2 separate regions of the Homo sapiens genome follow, and region 1 is linked to region 2. A link is a contact called in ENCODE Hi-C or POLR2A ChIA-PET data. All regions are on one chromosome and are shown on one strand. The core of a region is the stretch at or near the end of the contact, and the rest is flanking DNA. Distances in the headings are between cores, read along the strand shown. Region 1 holds the start of SYNGR1 (synaptogyrin 1). Region 2 has its middle 15 kb from the start of APOBEC3G.

Region 1 (3,062 bases), core at 6-2,505, 290 kb before region 2:
GGGGTAGCCCCTGGGGTCCCTGACAGTCTAGCCCATTCCTAGTCTAAGCCCACAAGGAACGGGCCCCAGGCCTGCAGAGGCCAGAACCTCGAGTGGGAGTTTCTGGGATACAGCCAGCCAAACCCAGGGAGCCCCAGAAACCCCCTCTCCAGACCCCAGCAGGGCTTCTTTCCATGAGGTGCCACTCAAGGCACCTGAACCCCTCCCTCTGTGCTCACTGTCTCTGACCCATCCTCTCCCTGACCACCCGTCTGAACAAGAGCCCACTCAGCCCTCTGCACTGAGGACCCTGCCCCCCAGCTAGGCTGGAGGCCACCCTGGCCTCTTCACTGTGGGAGCAGACCTTTCTCCCAGACACCCGCCTTGGGCATCCAGGTGCATGCTGAGTGGGAGGGGTGTTACCGGTTCATGAAATGTCAGAGCCCAAGGGGGCCTCAAGAAGGCTCCGCCCACCTTGTCTATAAATTGGGAAACTGAGGCATGAGAGAGGAGATGACACTCCCCACCTCGGAATTGAAGTCCTCATTTCTCGAGAACATTTCCTGGGTGGCTCCCAGCCCAAGGTCACGCAGAGAAGGAGAGGCAGTTCCCGGGTGGAAGAGAGGTACTCAGTTCCCGACTCATCGCTCCACACGGGCCGGGCTAGGCAATACGAACCCGGTTCCCGGCCCTCTCCTCCTCCAACGTCCATCGCAGGCGCGGCATGCACCCCACCGAGATGGTCCACGCCCTGATCCACCCCCCAAAAAAGGCCACCTTAAACCCTGGCTCCGTCCCCACGGTCCCCAGTCCGCCCTGGCGGCCGCGCACAATCCGAGCCTTTCGCGGCATAGCCGCGGCCTGGAGGTCACAGCAATCGGGGCGGGAAGGGGGGCGCACGAACCGGGGGCCCCAGGAAACCAGGGCTCCGGGAGCCGGAGCGGCGTCTCCCGCGAGCACCAGGGATCCCGCCCGCCCCGGGCCCGGGAAGGAGGAGCGGCGGCAGCGGGCCCCGCAGGCAGGACAGCTCCTCGCCCGCCGCCGCGCCGCCGCCGGGGGCCCGTTGGGGTCGGGGTCGGGGTCGGTCCGGGCGCGCCGCCTTTGCTCACACCCCCACCACCCCGGCCTGGCAGAGCCGTCGGCCAGTCCGTCCTTACCCAAGACACGACGCGCAGGATGGTGTGCGGCTGCCGGACCAGGGTGTAGGGGTCGAAGGCGCCCCCGGCTTTGCCCGCTCCGTACGCACCCCCTTCCATCGTGGCTGCACCCGCGCGGTGCCCCCCGCTCGGCGCGCGCCGCCGGCCCGTGCGCGTGCGCGGCGCCCCCGCCCCCTCCCCTGCGCGCGCGGCCGGCGGCCCAGGGCTCCCGCGAGGGGGCGTCGTGCGCGGCGGGCGCAGCTCGCGGGGCGCGGGCGGGGGGCTGGGCAGCGCGCGACCTCGGGCGCGGGGGCGCGCGTGCTGCGGCCCGGGGCTCAGGGCGCGCTCGCAGCCAGTGCGGTGACCTCTTTGCAAAGTGTTTGGGGGAGGGCGGTGCGTGCACAGCAAGTGTGGGCCGTGTCCCTGCCCCGCATCCCCGGTCCCCTGCCCCGGTCGCAGCCCCTCTGAGCCGTCGGCTCTGCTGAAACCATCTTCACGCTTGATTTGTTTGGCTGTTTCCTGCCACTTTGTCGGCCCCAAATATAATGAGAGGGCAGGAGCTGTGTTCGTCCTTCTTAGAGGGTGCTTGGTACGCAGTAGGCGCCGCATGAATATTTCTCGAATGAATGAACCACGAGTGAATGACCCTCTCTTACAGCCCTCCAGAGCAGCCCCCACCTCCCAGGACCACCCTTCCCCTGCCTCTTACGATGACGTCATGTGTGTCCCTGTGCCCGCGCACCCTCCCACCCCCAGCCTGGAGGGGCCTGGCACAGAGGCGGCGGCTGAGACTTCCTCTTCCCCATCCCCTCCTACCCCAGAACGTTGCCCCTTTCCTGAATCTAGCAATTAATTACGCAATCATTTGTTCATGGCCTCTTCTGCTGCTAGTCTGTGAGCTCCCGAGGCCCAGGTGTTGTCTAACTTATTCAATGCCTTACCCAAGGGCCTAGCATACAGTAGGTGCTCAGTAAACAGAGCCTAGTCCCCATCACCCCATCACAGCTTGGGCTAGACCTCCAGGTTTCATGGAAACGGAGGCTAGATGGAGGAGTGCTCCCTGCAGGGGAAGGGCCACCTTCCAGGGCTGGCTCTCCTGCTGCCCTGTAGCTCTATGGCCTCTCTATGTCTGCAGTCACCTTCACTGGTTCCAGGAGCAGGTTGGATGAGGATATGGGTGGAGGCTTTTGCTTCTCTGGTATCCTGCCATTCTGTGATGACAGGACACAACATCTGTGTGGAGGAAATGTGTGCTGGGCCTGAGGGTGCTCCTTATAAAAATTACATAGTCAATGTCCATCTTAGGCTCAGCTGATTGTTTAGTCTCTACCAGGCCTTGTGCTAAGGGCTTTACATACATTTTCACATTTAATCCAGCACACTTATAAGGTGTCTACTATGACTATATAAAACTTTTAGAAGAAAGCACAAGAGAAGGCCGGGCGCAGTGGTTCACGCCTGTAATCCCAGCACCTTGGGAGGCCAAGGTGGATGGATCACAAGGTCAAGTGATTGAGACCATCCTGGCCAACATGGTGAACCCGGTCTCTACTAAAAATACAAAAATTAGCCGGGCGTGGTGGCGAGCTCCTGTAGTCCCAGCTACTTGGGAGGCTGAGGCAGGAGAATCACTTGAACCCAGGAGGTGGAGGTTGCAGTGAGCCGAGATCGCGCCACAGCACTCCAGCCTGGCAACAGAGCGAGACTCCGTCTCAAAAAAAAAAAAAAAAAAAAAAAATCATGAAGAACATGATTCATAAAAGAAACAATTGATAAACTGGACTTTATCAAAATTAAGAACTTCTGTTCTTTAAAAGACATTGTTAAAAGAATGTATGAAAAGACAAACGATAGTCTGGGAGAAAATATTTGCAAAGCATAGATCTAAAGAACTTGCATCCCAAATAAAGAACGTTCGAACTCAATAATAATAAGAGGACCCACTTT
Region 2 (5,407 bases), core at 2,471-4,970:
CCGAGCAGCTGGGCTTACAGGCGACCGCCACCACGCCCAGCTAATTTTTTGTGTTTTTAGTAGAGATGGGGTTTCACCGTGTTAGTCAGGATGGTCTCTATCTCCTGACCTCGTGATCCGCCTGCCTCAGCCTCCGAAAGTGCTGCAACTACAGGTGTGAGCCACTGTGCCTGGCCCACAAAATATTTAAATTTACCTGTACCCTGGAAGCCCCCCAAACCCCCTCCCCTTACTTTGAGTCATCCGACCTTTCTGAACCAAACCAATGTATTTCTTTTCTTTTCTTTTGATACAGAGTCTTGCTCTGTCTCCAAGGCTGGAATGCAGTTGCATGCTCTTGGCTCACTGCAACCTCTGCCTCCTGGGTTCACGCAATTGTCCTGCCTCAGTCTCCCAAGTAGCTGGGGTTATAGGCGCCCACCACCACACTCAGCTAATTTTTGTATTTTCAGTGGAGACAGGGTTTTGCCATGTTGGCCAGGCTGGTCTCAAACTCTTGACCCCACGTGATCCACCTGGCTCGGCCTCCCAAAGTGCTATGATTACAGGCGTGAGCTGCTGTGTCCAGCCACCAATGTATTTCTTTCTTTTTTTTTTGAGATGGAGTCTTACACCGTCGCCCTGGCTGGAGTGCCCTTGCGTGATCTCGGCTCACTGCAACCTCCGTCTCCCAGGATCACGTGATTCTCCTGCCTCAGCCTCCTGAGTAGCTGGGATTACAGGTGCACATCATCACACCGGCTAATTTTTTGTATTTTTAGTAGAGACAGGGTTTCACTGTGTTGGCCAGGCTGGTCTCGAACTCCTGACCTCATGATCCACCCACCTCAGCCTCCCAAAGCACTGGGATTACAGGCATGAGCCACTGTACCCAGCTCCTGTATTTCTCAAATGTATTTGATTGATAGCTCTTGCCTCTCTAAAATATATAAAACCAAGTTGCACCCCCACCACCTTGGGCACATGTTATCAGGACCTCCTGAGCCCTGTGTTACGGGCCATGGTCACTCGTATTTGGCTCAGAATACGTCTCTTCAAATATTTTACAGAGTTTGACTCTGTTTGTCGACAGGCCCAAGACCCAGGTGCCCACTCCCTGTCTCCTCGGAGGGCCCGCGCTTCCGGTTCTCTGGCACCTCTGGTTCCTGGTTGCCCTTCTACTTTCTGTTCTGCTTTCTCAAAAAGCTCTGAACATCTCAGGCCTCCATGTAGTACCCAATTCTACTTTTTATTGAAAATCTTACTTAAACACCAACTTGATCACTGATCAAGTTTTCTTGGCTCTTTCTCAGTCACGTTCCCTAGGCTGTGTCCTAGCCCAGAGCTGCACTGCTGGGAGGGATTTGAGAAGGGAGGGGCATGAGCAGGAGGGAGGGCTGGGTGCTCTTGGGTGCAGGAGGGTGGGCTGGGTGGAACATGCAGGAAGGTCTGGGTGGAGGGGCTGTGAGGGTCAGGTCGGGACTCCCCTGTGAGACAGACACACAGGACAGGAACCCCTGCACTCCCCACTCAGGCCCGCCCACAGTGACTGTGGCTTGTTGCCATGTTGCCCTGTTTCTCCCAAAAATCAATATATTGAAGCCCTAACCCCTCTACCTCAATGTGTGGTTGTATTTGGAGACAGGTCCTTTTCAACAGATGATTAATTAATTCATTAATTAATTTTTTTAGAGACGGAGTCTCACTCCGTTGCCCAAGCTGGAGTGCAGTGGCACCATCTCGGCTCACTGCAACCTCTACCTCCCTGGTTCAAGCGATTCAAGCCTCAGCCTCCCGAGTAGCTGGGATTACATGTGCCCGCCACCATGCCCAGCTACTTTTTGTATTTTTAGTAGAGACGGGGTTTTGCCATGTTGGCCAGGCTGGTCTTGAATTCCTGACCTCAGGTGATCCGCCTACCTTGGCCTCCCAAAGTGCTGAGATTACAGGTGTGAGCCACCACACCCAGCCAACAGATGATTAATTTATTTTTATTTTTATTTTGAGATGCAGTCTCACTCTGTCTTCCAGGTTGGAGTGCAATGGCATGATCTCGGCTCACTGCAACCTCTGCTTCCCAAGGTCCAGCGATTCTCCTGCCTCAGCCTCCCAAGTAGCTGAGATTACAGGCATCCACTACCACGCCTGGCTAATTTTTTTGTATTTTTAGTAGAGACGGGGTTTCACCATGTTGACCAGGCTTGTTTTGAACTCCTGACTGTCAGGCCTCTGAGCTGAAGCTAAGCCATCATATCCCCTGTGACCTGCACATATACATCCACCTGGCCTGAAGCAACTGAAGATCCACAAAATAAGTGAAAATAACCTTAACTGATGACATTCCACCATTGTGATTTTTTCCTGCCCCACCCTAACTGATATGATATATTCTCCCCCGCCCTTAAGAAGGTACTTTGTAATATTCTCCCCAGTCTTGAGAATGTACTTTGTAATATTGTCCCCACTCTTGAGACTGTACTTTGTACGCCTATCCCAAACCTATAAGAACTAATGATGATCCCACCACCATTTGCTGAGTCCTTTTTCGGACTCAGCCCGCCCACACCCAGATGAAATAAACAGCCTTGTTGCTCACACAAAGCCTGTTGGTGGTCTCTTCACACAGACGTGCGTGACGTTTGGTGCCAAAACTCGGGACGGGAGGACTCCTTCGGGAGACCGGTCCCCTGTCCTCACCTTCACTGGGTGAGGAGATCCACCTACAACTCGGGTCCTCAGACCAACCAGCCAAAGGAACATCTCACCAATTTCAAATCAGGTAAGTGGTCTTTTCGCTCTTCTCCAGCCTCTCTCACTACCCTCCAGCCTTCCTCTCTCGCTACCCTTCAATCTTCCTGTCCTTCCAATTCCAGTTCTTTTTCTTCTCTAGTAGAGACAAGGAGACACATTTTATCCATGGACCCAAAACTCCGGCGCCAGTCACGGACTCGGGAAGACAGCCTTTCCTTGGTGTTTAATCACCGCGGGGACGCCTGCCTGATTATTCACCCACACTCCATTGGTGTCTGATCTCCACGGGGACGCCTGCCTGATTATTCACCCACATTCCCTTGGTGGTCAGTCAATTGTGGGGATGCCTGCTTTGGCTGCTCACCCACATTGCAGCCCAGGGCTGCTCACTACCCCCTCTTCTCCGTGTCTCTACCCTCTCTGTTCTCTGGGCTTGCCTCCTTCACTATGGGCAACCTTCCACCCTCCATTCCTCCTTCTTCTCCCTTAGCCTGTGTTCTCAAAGACTTAAAACCTCTTCAACTCAGACCTGAACTGAAACCTAAGCGTCTTATTTTCTTCTGCAACACCGCTTGGCCCCAGTACAAACTCGACAATGATTCCAAATAGCCAGAAAATGGCACTTTCAATTTCTCCATCCCACAAGATCTAGATAATTCTTGTCATAAAATGGACAAATGGTCTGAGGTATCTGATGTCCAGGCATTCTTTTACACTTCAGTCCCTTCCTAATCTCTGCTCCTGATGAGACTCATCCCAAAACTTTCTTCTTTCTCTCCTGTCTGTTCCTTCAGTCTCCACCCCAAGCTCTGAGTCCTTTGAATCCTCCTTTTCCACAGACTCATCTGACCTCTCCTCTTCTCCTCAGGCTGCTCCTCGCCAGGCTGAGCCAGGTCCCAACTCTTCGCCAGCCTCTGCTCCCCCACCCTATAATCCTTCTATCACTTCCCCTCCTCACACCGGGTCTGGCTTACAGTTTTGTTCTGCGTCTAGCCCTCCCCCACCTGCCCAACAGTTTCCTCTTAGAGAGGTGGCTGGAGCTGAAGGCATAGCCAAGGTTAATGCTCCTTTTTCTTTACCCAACCTCTCCCAAATCAGTTAGTGTTTAGGCTCTTTTTCATCAAATATGAAAACCCCGCTCAGTCCATGGCCCGTTTGGCAACAACCCTTAGATGCTTTACCGCCCTAGACCCAGAGGGGCCAGAAGGCCGTCATATTCTCAATATGCATTTTATTACCCAATCCGCTCCTGACATTAGAAAAAGCTCCAAAAATTGGATTCTGGCCCTCAACCCCACAACAGGACTTAATTAACCTCACCTTCAAGGTGTACAATAATAGAGAAGAGTTGCGATTACTTGCCTCTTCTGTGAGAGAAACCCCAGCCACATCTCCAGCACACAAGAACTTCAGAACGCCTAAACTGCAAGGGTCAGGCATTCCTCCAGGACTGCCTTCCCCAGGATCTTGCTTCAAGTGCCAGAAATCTGGCCACTGGGGCAAGGAATGCCCACAGCCCAGGATTCCTCCTAAGCCATGCCCCACCTGTGCAGGACCCCACTGGAAATCGGACTGTCCAACTCGCCCAGCAGACAGTCCCAGAGCCCCTCGAACTCTGGCTCAAGGTTCTCTGACTGACTCCTTCCCGGATCTTCTCGGCTTAGTGGCTGAAGACTGACGCTGTCCGATTGCCTCAGAAGCCTCCTGGACCATCACGGACGCTTTGAGTAACTCTTACAGTGGAGGGTAAGTCTGTCCCCTTCTTGATCAATACGGAGGCTACCCACTCCACATTACCTTCTTTTCAAAGGCCTGTTTCCCTTGCCTCCATAACTGTTGTGGGTATTGACAGCCAGGCTTCTAAACCTCTTAAAACTCCCCAACTCTGGCGCCAACTGGGACAACATTCTTAACTCCCCAACTCTGGCGCCAACTTGGACAACATTCTTTTATGCACTCTTTTTTTATTTATCCCCACCTGCCCAGCTCCCTTATTAGGTCAGGACACTTTAACCAAATTTTCTTCTTCCCTGACTACTCCTGGGCTACAGCCACACCTCATTGCCGCCCTTTTCCCCAGTTCAGAGCCTCCTTCACGTCCTCCCCTTGTGTCTTCCTACCTTAATCCACAAGTATGGGACACCTCTACTCCCTCCTTAGTGACTGATCATGCACCCCTTACCATCCCATTAAAACCTAATCACCCTTACCCTGCTCAATGCCAATATCCTATCCCACAGCACACTTTAAAAGGATTAAAGCCTGTTATCACTCACCCGTTACAGCATGGCCTTTTAAAGCCTATAAACTCTCCTTACAATTCCCCCCTTTTACCTGTGCAAAAACTGGACAAGCCTTATAGGTTAGTTCAGGATCTGTGCCTTATCAACCACATTGTCTTGCCTATCCACCCTATGGTGCCAAATCCATATACTCTCCTATCCTCAATACCTCCCTCCACAACCCATTATTCTGTCCTGGATCTCAAACATGGTTTCTTTACTATTCCTTTGCACCCTTCATCCCAGCCTCTCTTTGCTTTTACCTGGACTGACCCTGACACACGTCAGTCCCAGCAGCTTACCTGGGCTATAGTGCCACAAGGCTTCAGGGACAGCCCTCATTACTTCAGCCAAGCCCTTTCTCGTGATTTACTTTCTTTCCACCCCTCTGCTTC

Evidence for each region. Hi-C counts contacts between places; a loop is a spot of excess contacts on that map. ChIA-PET counts read pairs that join two places held with the same protein, here RNA polymerase II (POLR2A).
Region 1: a map of gastrocnemius medialis shows a loop between it and region 2 (4-fold over the local background). The contact joins the promoter of SYNGR1 here to the enhancer-like site in region 2. A Hi-C loop is called at or near these places in 1 of 168 maps with a recorded cell type or tissue (gastrocnemius medialis). POLR2A ChIA-PET finds 5 or more read pairs at or near these places in 2 of 52 experiments (PC-9 and activated B cell).

What each region holds. Positions count from the first base shown.
Region 1 is chr22:39,348,184-39,351,245 of GRCh38, reverse strand. SYNGR1 (synaptogyrin 1) reads right to left here and starts at 1,255. Exons shown (of 4, transcript NM_004711.5): 1 at 1,137-1,255. The coding sequence starts at 1,235. RefSeq lists a silencer at 1,049-1,208.
Region 2 is chr22:39,059,769-39,065,175 of GRCh38, reverse strand. No RefSeq gene overlaps it. Among named protein-coding and RNA genes, the nearest start is that of APOBEC3G, 15 kb to the left of the region's middle. RefSeq lists a silencer at 2,566-2,745. Within about 2 kb of position 3,720, at least 2 of the 41 ENCODE cell types and tissues checked have a DNase peak (open chromatin) inside an H3K27ac peak, as active enhancers do.